Linked DNA regions of Homo sapiens: region 2 is linked to region 1. The links are chromatin contacts, found by Hi-C or POLR2A ChIA-PET in ENCODE. All regions are on one chromosome and are shown on one strand. Each heading gives the region's core, a stretch centred on a gene start or an enhancer-like site at or near the end of the contact. The rest is flanking DNA. Distances are from core to core; before and after follow the strand shown. Region 1 overlaps USP7 (ubiquitin specific peptidase 7). Region 2 has its middle 29 kb from the start of HAPSTR1.

Region 1 (6,067 bases), core at 569-3,068:
GGCCAGGCTGGTCTTGAACTCCTGGCCACAAGTGATCCTCCTGCCTCAGCCTCTCAAAGTGCTGGGATTACCGGCTTAAGCCACCGCCGCCTGCCATTTTTTTGTTGTTGTTGTGTTTTGTTTTTTTGAACCTTGCTTTTGGTATTATGTCCAAATATTTGCCCTACCCATCATGACAGATGTTTTCCTGTGTTTTCTTACAGTCTTGGGGTTTTACATTTCATTGTGAGCTACCTTTTGTATAAGGTGTGAGGTTTAGGTTGAGAGTCTTGTGGGGGAGGGGCTGTAGAGTCCATTTGTTCCATGACTTTTGTTAGAGACTGTCTTTGTCCGTTGAATTGCTTTTGTACCTTTGTCAAAAATCAAATGGGATCTGTTTCTGGACTCTTCCATTCTCCCCTGTCCGTTCCTTTGCCAGCAGTGCTGTCTTGATTATGGAAGCTTCATAATCAGGTAATGTGATTTCTCAATCAGTGCTGTTGTTTTTTTTAATTTTTACTTTTTTTTTGGAAGTGGGGTCTCGCTATGTTGCCCAGGCTGGTTTCTGACTCCTGGCCTCAAGCAGTCTTCTTGCCTTGGCTTCCTAAAGTGCTGGGATTATAGGGTATGAGCCACCACACCCAGTGGATCTGTGTTATTCAAAATTGTTTTACCTACTCAATCTTTTATTGTTCCATATAAATATTAGAATCAGCTTGTCCTTAGCTATGAAAAATCCTGCTTTTTAATTGGACTGTGTTTAAATGTATGGATTAATTTGGGGAGAACATCTTTACTGTGCTGTCTCCCACTCCATGGGCACGGTATGTCCCCAGTCTCAGTGATTTTCCTCTTATGAATGGCTAGCATTCACAGTACATCACTAGTGCACAGAAATGTTCAAGGTGTCTGTTGGTTTATAGGTTGAACTGTTCCCAAAGCCCCCACTAACCCATGAACAAATAAAACAAGATTTCCTTTGCTACTCTCTGGACAACTAGTCTTCCCAGGAACTTTTTGTTTGTTTGTTTGAGACAGCATCTTGCTGTGTTGCCCAAGCTGGAGTACAGTGGCATGGTCTTGGCTCACTGCAACCTCCACCTCCCAGGTACAAACGATTCTTGTGCCTCAGCCTCCCGAGTAGCTGGGATTACAGGTGTGCACCACCACACCTGGCTATTTTTTTTTTGAAGATGGAATTTCGCTCTTGTTGCCCAGGCTGGAGTGCAGTGGCAGGATCTCGGCTCACTACAACCTCCACCTCCTGAGTAGCTGAGATTACAGGCGCCCGCCACCACACCCAGCTAATTTCTGTATTTTTATTTAGTACAGATGGGGTTTCATCATCTTGGTCAGGCTGGTCTTGAACTCCTGACCTCAGGTCTTTCATCTGCCTTGGTCTCCCAAAGTGCTGGGATTACAGGCGTGAGCCACTGCGCCCGGTCCACCCAGCTAATTTTTGTATTTTTAGTAGAGGCGAGGTTTCGCCATATTGGCCAGGCTGATCTCGAACTCCTGACCTCATTCGATCTGCCCCTCACTTCAGCCTCCCAAGTGCTGGGATCACAGGCATGAGCCACTGTGTCCAGCCGCCAGGAACTTTTCAAAATACCTTTGACGCTAGTTTTTCAAAAGATCTGACAGCCCTTGAATTGCAGGTGTTCCATGAGAGTCTGAGTAGGTCCCCTCTAAAGGGGATTAAAACCTGAATGGTGGTCTGTGTCTCCAGTGGCCTAGAGTAGACTGGCAGCCTGTGACATGGTGCAAAAGAGAAAAAAATAGTTTTCTTTCTGTGCTAGGTTGTTCCCTTTTGTGGTTTTATTCAAATAAAGGAACCTGTTTGAAGTTGGTTATGTTTGACTATTTTTAAAGGACTTACATTAGCACAACCAAGAGTATGTATAAAAATCTCCTTTCTACCTCTGACCTCATCCCCAGTCCCCAAACTGGCTTGTCTTTTCAAATAATTTTTAGGGAAAAACAGACATTTAAGAGAGGAAGCTGCTACTTAGTTGCCAAGGTGTAAATGGACCTTCCAGGCCACAAATAGCCCAGGCAATTCCTTTGTTCCAGGACTCTGGCCTCCTCCTGACTCCAGGCGGGCAGCTGTTGCACCCCCTCTCTCAGCTGCCAAGGGGGTGTCAAGCCTCAGCCAGTATTTTGGCTGTGCTTTTTTTTTTTTGCACCTCTGTTGCTCTGCGTATTTTTGCTTTTGTTTTAAGAGTAATGCATATTCCCGGAAACATTCAAACATGCAAGCAAAAAGGCAAGAAGGAGAGTTTCTGTTCCTCAGAGGGAACTACCATTATATACTTGATGTATTATGGATATTGTCCCAGTTCATCCTTTTTTGTTTGTTTTTAATTTCAGAGACGGGGGTCTCCCTATGTTTGCCCAGGCTGGTCTTGAACTCCTGTATACTGCCTCCCCCGCACCTTATAGTTTTGCTTTAAAACCCAATTATTGTAGAATAAGCAATACAATAAATTTAATAGAGAAATGAAATTTTAAAAACCAAAATGTTTTCCTGTGAAAAATTAAACTTATGTTTAAAGTTGTGCATCAGTGCACGAAGCACTGTTTGTGTTTATCCCCCAGCGTGAATGCTCATTTTCTTGGGGAATGGGTTTTTGTGGTAACATTTCAAAATGAGTGAAAGGACATTCAACATTTTGATTTTAATACATATTGCCTTTGGGAAGGACAGTTGACTCTAGAAAAGTGTGTTCCCGCCAGCCATTCGACTCTACCCATATGCTAGACCTTCAGTACTGGTGGGCATCTCCATTGCTTTTCACCGTTAATCCAGCAGAGGAAGAGTGGTATCCCACGTTAACGAGGGAGGTGGAGCCTGTTGGTTAGTCGTTTGTGTTTCTCATGGCATTGGGGCCCTGCATTCTCGGTGTTGATCCTTTGGCTCTTGTGTGTCACAGATCTCCATCCAGGTAGGGGCATCCCTTGCCCTAACTGCATCTGTGCAGCTCGGTTCCGGCCGTGCGTGCTGCAACTTCTACTTGCATTGTGCTGCACAGTTGAGCAGATAATCCTGTTTCTTTTGCGGAGCAGACTATACATGTAGAAGCAGTACAGGCGTAATTATAAGCTCTTTACTTGTGCTGTATATTAAACCCCTCTCAGTGCACAACACAGCATTAAAACCAATCATCAGTGTTTGGACAGGCACTTTTGGTAGTTAGGATGATCTCTAGGGAACAGATGATTTTTACATAATGAAGCTAAACTGAAAGCTCCAAACAAATAGTTTTATTTAAGGATCACATATTATATGTGGCCTTCTTTGGGGCTTGGTTTTCATATAGCTAATTTACATCAGGATTATTTCAGCATATAGAGCAAAGCGTCAAAGTGGGTCCACTTTGAACACTCAGGCTCCACTGCCTTAAAGCCAGGTGGTCGGCTGACCTCAGGGCCCGCAGTGCCTGAAAAGGTACAGAACTGAAGGCAACCTAGCTTAGTAGGACAGGACTGTCCCCTGGAAATGGCTTTCCAGCCAGCCTAATGAGGGTGCATATGGCCAAATAACTGGAGGGTATAAAATCACAAAGTGGCTGGATGTGGTGGCTCATGTCTGTAACCCCAACACTTTTGGAGGCCGAGCTGGGAGATTGCTTGAGGCCAGGAGTTCAAGACCAGCCTGGACAACATAGTGAGACCCAGTCTCTACAAAAAAATACAGAAACTAGCTGAGTGTGGTGGTGTGCGCCTGTAGTCCCAGCTGCTCAAGAGCTTGAGGTGGGAGGATTGCTTGAGCCTGGGAGGTCATGGCTGCAGTGAGCCATGGTGGCACCACTGCACTCCAGCCTGCCCAACAGAGCGAGACCCTGTCTCAAAAATAAATAAGCCGTAAGCCAAATATTGTTAATAAGACCAGAGGGATTCAGAGTTACTTAGGAGGGCCCCCGTTTTAGAGTACACAGGGATCTACTTTGACAGGCTGGGGTGAGGTGCAGGTGGTCAGACCCTCACAGTGCTGCAGAACAGCAAAGGAGCTTGTCAGGAGACCCCTAGCATGTGATAAGGGTGGGACAGACCCCACTGCTTGATATTTGGCAAGGGCTGGTACCAGGATTCCCATGCTGGGGCTGTCTCAGGTCCGACAGACTCTCCACTGGGCATCCCAGTCACTCCGAGTGTCCCAGTACCTCCCAAGGACATGGATGGCTTCCTGTTCATTGGGTGGAGCACCTGCTGGGAGGGAACATTTTAGAGTGAAGTTAAGAATGCTTATCGTGGCCTTCAAGGCCCTCCATAGCTTTGGCCCTGCCCACCTTCCCCTTCCCACTGCCCTGTTCCTGTTCCTGTTGCGGTTTGCTCTACCTGGACTGCACTTTTCCATCTCTGGCCGGCAGGCTTCTTGCACTCTGTGCTTGCCACAGAATTTGCCACTCTGTGCTTGCCAGTTGTCTCCTCCTTCATGACTAAGGGACATGAACCAGCCCTGTGGCTGTCACTGTGTGCGTTTGCCCTCTATTGCAATGATCACCAAGGGACTTGCCTCCCACTTCCTAGTGAGCACCAGGAGACCAGGAGGCGTGTCCACCCAGTTCCCTGCCGAACCCTGGGCCCAGCCCATCTGTCAGAGACGGAGGCTTGGAAGGGTCAGTGGCTGGCCGGTGGTCTCACACCTGGGGAGAGGCAGGCCTGACTTCACAGCACGCACCACCCAACACAGCTGATCCTGGCTCTGCCCGTCCCCTCACTCCTCACCACACCAACACGGCCTGGTCTTTGTCTTTCCTGGTACCAAGCAAGGCTACAAGGTACTAGAAGGAAGATACTAAGCGAATTGGCAGACTAACTTATTTACACTCTGATGTTGCTATCGTGCGTGGACAAAAAAGCCGAAATGTGTTTTGGCTTAGGACAAGTTACTGGACATGTCGGTTGACCTGCGAGAAGAGGGTGGGCTCTGCTGAAATGCGGCTGGAGATACGTGCCTTTACCCCTCAGGTCCTTCCTGTCTGGAAAAGTAACGTATTAGGCTACAGAATAAGATGTTTTCTTTGTTAAAAAGTTGTTAACCGCAGACTGCAGGATATGTAGGGTATGTCCACCCTTTAGGGGATGCATGAAATCCTAGCTAATGGTAGCAGCTTAGAAAGGTGCTTTCAGGGTTATGTTTGAGCATAGTTAATTTTTCCACTTAGGTTCATGTTCTGGAATTGGCTCCTTCCAAGAGGTTTCAGGTATCCAGTCAGGCACAGAGGGCGTGAGGGCTGGGAAGTAATTTGGTGGTGGGGCGGGGGGTCCTCATGGGCATGGGGCATGGGCCCCATGTGAATTGGGCAGCAGCTCCTTGGCAAACATGGGCAGTGTGGCCTGGCCAGCACCTACCACTTTCCAATCAGTGGCTGGAAGGTGAACCTTGAGTCCCTGAGTGCTGGACGAGAAGAAGGGTCCTGGAGTGGGAGGAGAGAGAATTCTGTCCTGCTATTCCTGACTTTATTGTATCCTATTATGACCTTCACCCCCACTTGATTACCTCCAGGTTCTGGAGACTGTATATATTCCAGGTTCTGGACACTGTATATAAGTGATTCTCCTGCCTCAGCCTCCCAAGTAGCTTGGATTACAGGTGTGCGCCACCATGTCCGGCTAATATTCCAGGGCCCTACCTGAAGCCAGCTTGAGCTTCACCTAGGAGAGGCCTCGCAGAGGGGATTGATCTCACTCCACAGCCTCTGATCTTTCCCACTCCCTGGAAATGTCTAGAAGATGGCGGTCAGGAGCTTCTTAGGGAGTGTGGTAACTCCGTCTTTTTTGGCTGCCACCATCGTCCCTGTTTCTGTGGATGCCTCGGGAGCTTACAGGCTCCCACCTCTCCCTTTCTGATGCAGGGGCCATTGCTGTAACTGCCCCACCTCCCGCCCTGGGTTGCCTGGTCCCAAGGTAACCCCTGCCCTCCCACTCTGATCAACAGCCTTGATGGTGGCGCCCAGCTTCTTGGACATTCCTAGTACACCTTCTGCCTCTCGTTGTGTTCAAGAAGCCGAAGAGTTCTCCTGAGCACTGTGCTGGAGGCTGGTCCTGTGCTGGAGCTCACCAGAGCATTTGGCGGTGTTCTGGT
Region 2 (6,060 bases), core at 2,284-4,783, 120 kb before region 1:
TCCCAGGGTGCTGGGATTCTAGGTATGAGCCACTACACTTGTTTTTGTTTTTGTTTTTGTTTTTGTTTTTGTTTTTTGAGACGGAGTTTTGCTCTTGTTGCCCAGGCTGGAGTGCAACAGCGTGATCTTGGCTCACCCCAACCCCAGCCTCCCGGGTTCAAGTGATTCTCCTCCTTCAGCCTACCAAGTAGCTGGGATTACAGGCATGTGCTGCCACGCCTGGCTAATTTTGTATTTTTAATACAGACGGGGGTTTCTCCATGTCGGTCAGACTGGTCTCGAACTCCTGACCTCAAGTGATCCACCCGCCTTGGCCTCCCAAAATGCTGGGATTACAGGCATGAGCCACCACATCTGGCCCAGTTTTTTGTTTTTTGTTTTTTTTTACTTAATAAATCATGACCATCTTTTTATGTTCTCATCCCTTTTTTTTTTAGACAGAGTCCTGCTGTGTCATTCAGGCTGGAGTGCATGGCACCATCTCGGCTCACTGGAACCTCCACCTCCTGGGCTTAAGTGATTCTCCTGCCTCAGCCTCCCAAGTAGCTGAGACTACAAGCACGCACTACCATGCCCAGCTAATTTTTTTTTTTTTTTTGAGGCGGAGTGTCGCTCTCTCGCCCAGGCTGGATGGAGTGCAGTGGCACAATCTCAGCTCACTGCAAGCTCTGCCTCCCGGGTTCATGCCATTCTTCTGCCTCAGCCTCCCGAGTAGCTGGGACTACAGGCACCCGTCACCACGCCCGGTTAATTTTTTGTGTTTTTAGTAGAGATGGGGTTTCACCGTTTTAACCAGGATGGTCTCGATCTCCTGACCTCATGATCCGCCCACCTCGGCCTCCCAAAGTGCTGGGATTACAGGTGTGAGCCACTGCACCCGGCCTAATTTTTGTATTTTTAGTAGAGATGGGGTTTCACCGTGCTGGCCAGGCTGGTCTCAAACTCCTGACCTGAAATGATCTACCCGCCTTGGCCTCCCAAAGGGCTGGGATTACAGGCATGAGCCATTGAACCTGGCCTATGTCTTTACATCCTTTTAAAGTAATTGTTTGGAATTGGATTGTGGAGTTGTGTCATCAACATTAAAGCTAATTTTCTGTTTGGGAGCACTTGGGCTATTTTCATCCCTTGGTTCCCACAAATAATATTATTTATTTATTTTATTTACTTATTTTTATTTTATTTTTTGAGACAAGGTCTGGTTTTATTGCCCAGGCTGAAGTGCAGTGTTGTGATCTCAGTTCACTGCAACCTCTGCCTCCCAGGCTCAAACGATCCTCCCACCTCAGCCTCCTGAGTAGCTGGTACTACAGGCACACCACCATACCTGGCTAATGTTTTAAAAAATTTTTGTAGCAGTGTGGTTTTGCCATTCTGCCCAGGCTGGTCTTGAACTTGTGAACTCAAACAATCTGTCCACCTCAGCCTCCCAGTGTGCTGGGATTACAGGTGTGAGCCACCTCACCCGCCTTTGTTTATTTTTCATACAGGGTCTCTCTGTCACTCAGGGTGGAGGACAGGGTGCAATCATGGCTCACTGCAGCCTGGAACACCTGGGATCAAGCAATTCTCCCTCCTCAGCCTCCTGAGTAGCTGGGACTACAGGTGTCAGTCACTACACCCAGCTATTTTTTTTTTTTTCACAGAGACATGGTCTCGCTATGTTGTCCAGGCTTACAAATAATATCATTATGAGGGGTTTTTCTTAGCTAAATCTTTGCATGCACATTTGTTTTCCTCATATAAATTTCTTTCTCTTTTCTTTTCTTTTCTTTTTTTTTTTTTTTTGAGATGGCGTTTTGCTCTTGTTGCCCAGGCTGGAGTGCAACGGTGTGATCTCAGTTCGCCGAAACCTCCGCCTCCCAGATTCAAGCGATTCTCCTGCCTCAGCCTCCCGGGTTGCTAGGATTACAAGCATGCACCACCACGGCCGGCTAATTTTGTATTTGTAGTAGAGACTGGGTTTCTCCATGTTGGTCAGGCTGGTCTTGAACTCCTGACCTCAGGTGATCCACCCGCCTTGGCCTTCCAAAGTGCTGGGATTATAGGTGTGAGCCACCAAGACTGGCCTCCTCATATGAATTTCTAAAGGTAGAATTGATGGATTCACATGGCATATTTTATTTTATTTTATTTTGAGACAGAGTCTCGCACTGTCACCTGGCCTGGAGTGCAGTGGCGTGATCTTGGCTCACTGCAACCTTCACCTCCCGGGTTCACTGGATTCTCCTGTCTCAGCCTCCCGAGTAGCTGGGATTACAGGCGCATGCCACCATGTCCGGCTAATTTTTTTTGTATTTTTAGTAGAGACGGGATTTCACTGTGTTTGCCAGACTGGTCTCGAACTCCTGACCTCACGTGATCCACCCGCCTTGGCCCCCCAAAGTTTTGGGATTACAGGCGTAAGCCACCGCGCCCGGCCTCAGATGGCACATTTTAAGGCTTTGGATATGAATTGCCAAAATCTCTCCTGATTTCCCTCTTTCCTTACCCCAGACAGCCAATGAAACTTCTGTTTATCTACATCCTCACTAACACTGGATGTTAAATATGGGTTTAAAAAATCTCTGCAAATTGCTTCAGCATGATATTCTTTTTTTTTTTTGAGATAGAGTTTCCATTGCCCAGGCCACGGGGTGCAGTGGCACAATCTCAGCTCATTGCAGCCTCTGCCTCCCGCATTCAAGCGATTCTCCTGCTTCAGCCTCCTGAGGAGCTGGGATCGCAGGTGCGGGCCACCACGCCTCATTAATTTTTGTATTTTTAGTAGACACGAGGTTTCACCATGTTGGCCAGGCTGTTCTCAAACTCTGACCTCAAATGATCTGCCTGCCTTTGCCTCCCAAATTGCTGGGATTACAAGGCATGTGCCACAGCACCCAGCCAGCATGATATTCTTAATGTAATAAAATGTCTTCTATCTGAAAAAAACATAAAAAGCCTTTATTTAAAGGATGAACTAAAATCAAATAGGTTAAAACTAATCTTCCTTTAAGTAGATCTATGCAGCAAAAATTATTAAAATGGCCAGGTGCGGTGGCTCACGCCTGTAATCCCAGCAAGTTGAGAGGCTGAGGTGAAAGAATCGCTGGAGCTCAGGAATTCGAGACCAGCCTGGGCAACATGGTGAAACCCCGTCTCTACAAGAAATACAAAAATTTACTGTTCTTGATAGCACACGCGTGTAGTCCCAACTACTCGGGAGGCTGAGGTAGGAGGATGGCTTGAGCCTGGGAGGTCGTGGCTGCAGTGAGCCATGTTCATCCCACTGCACTCCAGCCTGGGTGACAAAGCAAGACCCTGCCTCAAAAAATAAACTAAAATAAAATAAAAAGTTTCTTATTAATGAAAAAAAAAATCAAGGCACACCCAACTGTAACAATTGGGGCCACTTAAAAAAAAAACACAAGCTCTCTTACCTCTGGCTGTAAGGACACAGGCTATTCTGATTTTATCACCAGGAAAACTGCCCATGAGGAAGCTGAGCCCAGCTGTGGCACTTTGGGTTGCCAGGGAAGCTGTTGGCTGAGCTGAGAATAAACATAAGTGATTCTATTCTCAGTAAGTGGTTCTAACCGCTAACCATCCTTCCTTCCCCTTCTGTATATCTATATTATGTTTGGGCCTAAATCATGCTGTCTGGATGAATCCTGATTCTACGAGGCTTTTAGTTTTGATAAACACAGTATTGGGAAATTTCCCAGTGGATCTGCGTGAAAAGAAAAATCTGACTTTGCTTTAACAGGTGCCTAACTTCAACATTAATGCCAGTGCTTATGACTAAGGGGATCCGATGATGCAAGGGTAAACTGGAGTGTCAGACTTCCAAATGACATGGAACTTTAGGTGACCTCTAAGACACTGGCTTGTGAGTGTGCAACAGTGCAGAGACCCAAGATGCTGCTTTTGCAGAAACACCTGGGATATTGACATATTAAATGAAAAATAACCACCCCAGGCTGGAGATGGTGGCTCACACATGTAATCTGTAATCCCAGCACTTTGGGAGGTCAAGGCAGGAGGATTGCTTGAAGCCACGAGTGCAAGACCAGCCTGGGCAACAAAGTGAGACCCTAACTCTACAGAAAGGAAGAAAGGAAGAAAGGAAGCAAGCAAGAAAGAAATAAAGAAAGAAAGAAAGAAAGAAAGAAAGAAAGAAAGAAAGAAAGAAAAGAAAGAAAGAGAGAAAGAGAGAGAGAGAGACAGAAAGAGAGAAAGAAAGAAAGAGAGAGAGAACTACCCCAAACTTGGGAGTTAGCATCTTTCAAAACTGTTTTTTGTTTTTTTGAGCCAGAGTCTCATTCTGTCGCCCAGGCTGGAGTGCAGTGGCCCGATCTCAGCTCACTACCACCTCCACCTCCCAGTTTCAAGCCATTCTCATACCTCAGCCACTCAGATAGCTGGGACTACAGGCAAGCACCACCATACTTGGCTAATTTTTGTGTTTTTTAGTAGAGAAGGGCTTTCACTTTGTTGCCCAGGCTGGTCTCAAACTCCTGAGCTCAGGCAATCTGCCCGCCTCAGCCTCCCAAAGTGCTAGGATTACAGGCATGAGCCACGATGCCTGGACATGCAAAACTTTATATTAGGAGAAATTATAATTGAAGAGGTTAAAGTCACAGGGAAAAAAACAGGATAGTGAGCATCACAGCCAGTAGATATTCTGATAAATAGCTTAAGTTCACTAAAATTACTTTAACAACAATAAAAACAGCAATGGGTGACATTTTTTGCACATGTTGCAATATTATGCTTATTTTCCTTTTCTGAAAAACCCTGTGACCCCTCTCCCCATAAAAATCATATATTAAGGCTGAGGCTGAATCATACTGGATAAACCAATTGGAAAGGTTTGACTCAAACCAAGAAAAGAAGAAAGAGCCAAATTTTTTTTATTTTATGAGTTCCCAAGTAAGCTTTTGAAATTCATGGCAGAAATAATAATTTTGAAAGCCAAGGTTTTTGATTTGCAAGATTTTTAAAAAGAGGCTTTTTTCCTTTTTCTTTCTTTCCTTCCTCCATTCCTCCCTTGCTTCCTCCCTTCCTTCCTCCCTTCCTTCTTCTCCATATTTAATTTTGAGTATCAGATTCTGAATTCAAAGCAAATCCCTGAAGGAATCATTTTGAAAGCCAAGCCTCGGCCGGGCGCGCTGGCTCACGCCTGTAATCCCAGCACTTTGGGGGGCTGAGGCGGGCGGATCACGAGGTCAGGAAATCGAGACCATCCTGGCTAACACAGTGAAACTGCGTCTCTACTAAAAATACAAAAAAAACTAGCCAGGCGTGGTGGCGGGCACCTGTAGTCCCAGCTACTCGGGAGGCTGAGGCAGGAGAATGGCGTGAACCCGGGAGGCGGAGCTTGTGGTGAGCCGAGATCGCGCCACTGGACCCCAGCCTGGGCGACGGAGCGAGACTCCGTCTCAAAAAAAAAAAAAAAAGAAAGAAAGCCAAGACTTCTGATTTGCAAAAAGAGGATCTTTTTCCTTTTTCTTTGTTTTCTATCTTTTCTTTTTTTCTAGTTCTTTTAACTTGGTTTTGAGTATCAAAACTTTGAATCAGGGATTCAAAGCAAATCCCTGAAGCTATCTTGGAATAAAGTCTACACCACAACAAACAAGAGATTTACTACAGGAGAACTGACAAAAAGTTAGGGCCAGGCGTGGTGGCTCACGCCTATAATTCCAGTACTTTGGGAGGGTGAGGCGGGAGGATCACTTGAGGCCAGGAATTCGAGACAAACTTGGCCAACATGGCAAAACCCCATCTCCACTAAAAATACAAAAATTAGCTGGGCGTGGTGGTGTGCGCCTGTAATCCCAGCTACTCGGTGGCTGAGGCAGCAGAATCGCTTGAACCTGGGAGGTGGAGGTTGCAGTGAGCCGAGATTGCACCACTGCACTCCAGCCCGGGCAACAGAGCAAGACTCTGTCTCAAAAAAAAAGAAAAGAAAAGTCATATTATCCTGTCCCTGAGACTGAAATTTTTCAACATAAAAGAAAAAAATCCAGCCAGGTGCGGTGACTCACGCCTGTAATCCCAGCACTTTGGGAGGCCGAGGTA

Evidence for each region. Hi-C counts contacts between places; a loop is a spot of excess contacts on that map. ChIA-PET counts read pairs that join two places held with the same protein, here RNA polymerase II (POLR2A). Pooled maps may share reads with other maps.
Region 2: a pooled map shows a loop between it and region 1 (2.2-fold over the local background). The contact joins two enhancer-like sites. A Hi-C loop is called at or near these places in 1 of 168 maps with a recorded cell type or tissue (Ramos) and 5 of 50 pooled maps. POLR2A ChIA-PET finds 5 or more read pairs at or near these places in 6 of 52 experiments (GM12878, H1, WTC11 and 3 more).

Annotation. Positions count from the first base shown.
Region 1 is chr16:8,940,327-8,946,393 of GRCh38, reverse strand. The region is part of intron 1 of USP7 (ubiquitin specific peptidase 7); the gene reads left to right. Among named protein-coding and RNA genes, the nearest start is that of USP7-AS1, 19 kb to the left of the region's middle. RefSeq lists an enhancer at 1,512-1,711. Within about 2 kb of position 1,818, at least 3 of the 41 ENCODE cell types and tissues checked have a DNase peak (open chromatin) inside an H3K27ac peak, as active enhancers do.
Region 2 is chr16:9,059,189-9,065,248 of GRCh38, reverse strand. No RefSeq gene overlaps it. Among named protein-coding and RNA genes, the nearest start is that of HAPSTR1, 29 kb to the left of the region's middle. Within about 2 kb of position 3,533, at least 8 of the 41 ENCODE cell types and tissues checked have a DNase peak (open chromatin) inside an H3K27ac peak, as active enhancers do.